Linked DNA regions of Mus musculus: region 1 is linked to region 2. The links are chromatin contacts, found by POLR2A ChIA-PET in ENCODE. All regions are on one chromosome and are shown on one strand. The core of a region is the stretch at or near the end of the contact, and the rest is flanking DNA. Distances in the headings are between cores, read along the strand shown.

Evidence for each region. ChIA-PET counts read pairs that join two places held with the same protein, here RNA polymerase II (POLR2A).
Region 1: POLR2A ChIA-PET joins it to region 2 with 30 read pairs in Patski. The contact joins the promoter of Itgb2 here to the promoter of Pttg1ip in region 2. POLR2A ChIA-PET finds 5 or more read pairs at or near these places in 3 of 5 experiments (Patski and embryonic stem cell).

The regions. Positions count from the first base shown.
Region 1 is chr10:77,529,032-77,531,731 of GRCm38, forward strand. Itgb2 (integrin beta 2) reads left to right here and starts at 1,339. Exons shown (of 16, transcript NM_008404.5): 1 at 1,339-1,428.
Region 2 is chr10:77,580,159-77,583,047 of GRCm38, forward strand. Pttg1ip (pituitary tumor-transforming 1 interacting protein) reads left to right here and starts at 1,497. Exons shown (of 6, transcript NM_145925.3): 1 at 1,497-1,769. The coding sequence starts at 1,664.

The DNA of each region.
Region 1 (2,700 bases), core at 89-2,588, 51 kb before region 2:
TGGTCTTGAATTCACAGCGGTCCTCCTTTTTTTTTTTTTTTTTTAAAAAAAAGATGTATTTGTTTTTTTTATGTACATGAGTACACTGTAGCTATCTTCAGACACACCAGAAGAGGTCATCGGATCCAATTACAGATGGTTGTGAGCCACCATGTGGTTGCTGGGATTTGAACTCAGGATCTCTGGAAGAGCAGTCAGTGCTCTTAACCACTGAGCCAGTGGTCCTCCCGCATCAGCATCCTACATTCTGGTATTACAAGTGTGAACTGATACACCTGCTTTCCAACAATGTTCTTTCAACAGTTGGCATCTTTTGCACATTTTTTTTCAACTGTGAGAAGATATAGAAAATATGCATAAAGGTTCAGGGCTATTAACTTCTTGTAACCCTCTCAACCATTATCACCAGGATGTCCTGCATAGCTGATGTCCCCACTCCACAGCTTTATCTTCATGTAACTATGTCTTTAAAAATTCTACCAAGCATACTACACGAAGAAAGAGTAACACATGAACACCCAGGTCTTCAGCCAACACCCCCCCCCCCAACCCTCCGCTGTGGTCACCTCCTGGCCTCTGTCTTGTATCCACACCCACCTCCAACCCCCATCCTGATTACAAGGAAGAAAATCTGCCATGTTTTTCTACCATTTGCGAGCATTTCAGCATGTAACTCTAAAGATGCAGGTAGTGGGATGTAACCATGAAACATTGTTGCGGAAAGAATTAACTGTTTCTCAACAAGGCTGACATCTCAAATCTTATGCTAAAGGTTCCCAACTCCCTTTGGTGTCTCTCTTTCTGCCCTCTCTCCTCTTGCAACTAGTCAGGTGGGGTTTTGTTCACCACTAACTTTGTGATTGAGCTCCTACAGTGTTACTTAACACATCCCTCCATGCCCCACTCTGCCCCATTTCTCTGCCCAGGACCTTCCCCTGCCTCCTTCTTCCCATTCGCCTGCTTCCTCGAGTGGGCTACCACCTCAGCCCATCCACTTGTAGCTGGGTCCTTCTCCCAGACTGAGAACCCACACAATCAGCCTCTGCTTCCGCCTGCTGGTCCATGAATCCCTACCTCTTCTTGACATGTGAGAGAGCCCCTCGATGCTATCAATGGCTGCTGCTTCCAACAGTAGCCCCTCCACTCTTGCCGTAAAAGCTTGTCATCGCCTACAAGCCCCTCCCTCTCTCAGTGTCTCTTCTCTAACGTCCCACGTGTAAAGGGGCTGAGGTGATACCCACATGTGGGCCAATCAGCCAAATGTCACTCAACTTCCTCCTGGGCGCTGACTTAGAACAGGAAGTGTCAGGCGGGGGGGCCTCAGCGGCTGTGTTCTTTAGACACAACCACACAGCCAGCTGGCAAGAAGTAGGCAAAGACATCTCCAGTCAGATTCTCGGAGTGGAGGCTTCCTGGGACTGAGAGGGGGTGAGTGCAGGGCTCCTGTGTTCAGGTAGCTCTTATGGGAAACACCTCAGAAGTGGGCTCTTCCGGTGGAATTTCTCTTTATGACTCCAGCCCGACAGGCACTGGTGGCCTTTCCCCATCTCTCACCTTGCCTATCTGTCAAAAAAATGGTCTTGTACATGTGGCTTCTGGCTATTCAGACTCTCCTGACTGACGTCCAGGGATGGGAGGCCTGGTACCACAGCTGAGCAGAGTTTCAGGAGCGCTGGGAACATCTGTAACTGTGGGTCAGCAGGCAGCCGACTGTGTTGATTCTCTCTCTGTGATAGTCGTGGATGCCCGGGACTGAGGAAGGTCAGCTATGATAAGGGGTAGGGGTGGTGGTGGAGGTGGCTGGGACAGATTGTGGGAGGGAAGGGGTCACATACTGACACCCACCTACTATGAATGGAAGTAGATACTTATGGTCATGAAGGTGAGTGTCAGATTGGAGGTAATGAGCAAGAGAAGGAGCTGCTGAGATGTCCATTGTCCCCATCTGCTTTAAAATGGCGTGTGGGGAGTGTGTATGTGTGTGTGGGGGGGGGGGTGATTCTCAGTCTACCCTGCAAGTCTCTGGAACCTGGGCTCCAAAATGCCCAGCCCAGCTTACAGCATAGCAGATAATAAGGAAGTCCTCTACCCAAGAATCCCACCCACATACCATAGTGGCCAGGCCTGGGGCCAGCAACCACAGGGTCATATCCCAGATAGGGGGAAGGTGTCAGGTGACAGACACCCTTTCTACATCCACCAGTGAGTGAGCAGATGAGAGATTGTTGACTGCTGCCATAAGCAGGAGTAAAATGAGCAAGTCCTGAGGGTTAGTTAGGGCTGGAGAGGCCCAAGTTTCCTATCTCCTCCTTTCTCCAACATTTCTCTGTTGACATATGTGGACACAGTCTTGCCGCAGGCATGCATTAGGCTGGGGTGAATTGTGTTCACTGCGATTGTGGAGGAACCATGCAATCATCCTTTGCAGGAAGTGCTGCAGGGGGCCGGGGGCTATCTTTGATACACAGCTTGGGAGGAAGCCTTCTGCTCTCTATGGAGAAAGGGTGTGAACTGGGGAGGCCACTGAACTCTGGGGAAATGAGAGGGTGGGCTGACTGGCTCTGCAAACTCCAAATGTCTGCAGTCAATAATGACTCAAAATTCCCTTCAAAACTCACTCCCATGAGGAGTGAGCCGTGGAGACTACTGAGGCTCCCGCTAGCTACAATCTATCATCACTCAGGTGCAGGTGGTTCTCTG
Region 2 (2,889 bases), core at 247-2,746:
TCTGACCACTAACTGGAGGGGGGCGTGTCCTTTGTCCCACTCATTTCCCACCCAGATCCCGCACTGCACTAACCAGGGCCCTGCTAAACTTCCCTTGCTCTGGACCAGCTCAGTGATACAAAGACCCTGAGTCCTCCCAAGCTCAGGAATTGAAATCCCACCAATCCTCATCCTGGAAATCTCCACGGGAAGCCCCACCCCCAAGAAATCCTATATAAGCTCTGCCTTTGGCTTCGTTCTCTGCTGCTTTTCACCCTAGCAGAATTAGCTGCCCTCCTGTTTTTGTTGTTGTTGTTGCTGTTGTTTGTTTGCTTTTTTTCCCTCTCCATAAATCTCTTGTGTGCCTCATGTGTCGTGTGACTTTGTGGTATTCCTTGGCTCCCAATTGCCAGGAAGCCTCTCTAGCAGAGCTGTAACATTTTCCCCGGAACAGAACTTGGCTGGGGAAAACCTGCCTGGCCGAAGTAAAGCTGTAACGCTTTCACTGGGGAAAGCCTCCCTCTGGCAAAGCAGAATTGTTACACTTTGGCTGGAGAAGTCTTCCTCTGCAGAGCAGACCTGTGACACTTTCCATGGGAACCCCCTCCTGCAGCAGAACTGTTATACTTCCTTTGGGAAAACCTTCTGCCGCAGCACCAGGAGTGGAGCTGGAACGCTTCAAGCCTTTCCCTTCAGAGTTGCAACACTTACAGTCATAACTAGCTTGTATCAAATGGACATAAAGCTGGTGGGCTCAAGCTTGTATCCTATTTTGCTTACTCCTACTGGAGTCTGGGTCTTTAATGAGTCGAGAAACTTGGGATCCAGAGTCCCGCATTGATCTTTTTGGTGTCTGGCTATCTAGGTCTCTGGTTCATGCACAATCAAGCAGGGAAGGTACCCTCTTACTCAAAGCTCCTGTGTCTTCAAGTTTGCGTCCCCAGTCACTATCAATAAGGATTTGTTTTGTTTTCTTTGAGTCAGGGTCTCATTGGTTAAGGAAGACCTTGAACTTCTGATCCTTCCAATGCTCCACCCCCAAGTGCTGAGATGATAGGTGTGTGTTATCACGACTCATTTGTGAGGTTCTGAGGATGGAACTCGGAGGCTTTGTGCATGCATTGGTTGCCAGGCAAGCAATTCTACCATCTAAGCTACACCCTCCACATTCCCTCAGTGATTTAAACGCCTTTCAGTAACAAGTTCGAGACAGCTTGGATGCTGTTTTAACGTAAATCCACAAAACCTGCCCTCTGGACACGCATACGGCTCTGGCAGAGAATTAACAGGACTGGCAGAGGTTTCCAAGGGTTGGCGGCTACAGAGCAGTTGTGTTAGGCAGAGCAGCTGAGCCTCAGAACCCGCCTCAGAGTCCAGCAGCTCCATTCCAGAGCAAGTGGCAAAGCTTCGCTGTCCACTGCCCAGCCTAGTAGTCTACTACGCACGCGCGCTGCTCTGACGCTCCGGTTATTGCTCCCTCCCCGCAGTTCCAGCAGCGCGCAGGCGTGCTAAGCCTCAGCTGCGCCCGTAGGCGGGCGGAGGTCAGGGGGCGGAGCCAGCGGCTGCGCACTCGCAAGCTCCGCCCGTCTGGCTAGCTTACGGAGGCGGAGCGCTTACTGTGGAAACATCCTAGCTCGGCGTTGGAGTTGAGTCGCCTGAGGTCCCCGCCGACGACGCACTCACCATGGCGCCTGCTAACCTTGGGCTGACGCCGCACTGGGTGATGCTCCTCGGTGCCGTGCTGCTGTTGCTTCTGTCCGGAGCCTCCGCGCAGGAACCTCCGAGAGTGGGTAAGGCCCGTGGGCCTAGGGGCCGAGGAGTAGGAGGAGGGCGGCCGGGTCGGATCCAGGGCGGAGTCCAGCCCGCGGGCTTGGCTGCCTCTGCGCTCACGCCCTCCCTTGAAGCTGGGTAAGGCAGCCAGCCTCTGCTGGAAGTTAACGTCGTGCCCTGAGGCACGAAAGACTCGGCTAGTCGGAACCGACGCCTCGGCACCTGCTTAGCATCTCGGGGACCATCTGCATTCCAGCACTGTTTTTGTTTGAGGGGAATCAGGGAGCTGACAAGTTGTGTCCAAGACTGAGGCTTGGTCAACTTTGACCTTTGTACGCTCGCTAGAGTTGATGAGGCGCTGCAAGAGAGTATTTTTGTTAGCTCAGGCTCTCTCAAGGTGTCTTTACACTCTAGCCTGTCACGGTGTGTTTTCTCTTTGTGACCTTTTGCCAGTTGTCGCGTCTCTCTGTTTAAGTTTCTTATCTGCTCCCAGGTATGCCTAGGACCGGTCTGGGACTGCCTCACTCCTGCTACCTTGGTGAGGGTGACTAAAGGAGCTGACCCTGGCCGCCCCGGGGAACTTGGGGCTAGATTCTCCAGTAAGGACTTTATGCCAGGCAGAGTGTTGGGGAGCCTGTGGAGACCCAGGACCCTTCCCAGTGTCTCAAGGGTGTCTGCTGCGATACTGGGGGGAGGGGGGGGGGCACGAACCTTCACCTGTTACCAACCACCACGTGTTAGGTGTAAGGATTCTACTCCTTGACATTCTATAGGGAGATAGCTGATGTTTAAAACGGCTAGTCTTTACAAGGAATTTGCATAAATTTACATTACCGTATCCTGTATCCCAAAACTCGCCTTTTTTTGTTGTTTGAGACTGGGTTCAGGCTGGTTTTGAACTTTTTTGTTTGTTTTTTCGAGACAGTGTGTCTCTGTGTAGCCCTGGCTGTCCTGGAACTCACTCTGTAGACCAGGCTGGCCTTGAACTCAGAGATCCGCCTGCCTCTGCCTCCCTAGTGCTGGGATTAAAGGCGTGTGCCACCACGCCCAGCTTGGTTTTGAACTTAAAGGTGTCTGCCTGCCTCTGCCTCTCAAATGCTGACCATAAAGCATTTGCCCTGCCTGGCAAAACTCACCCTT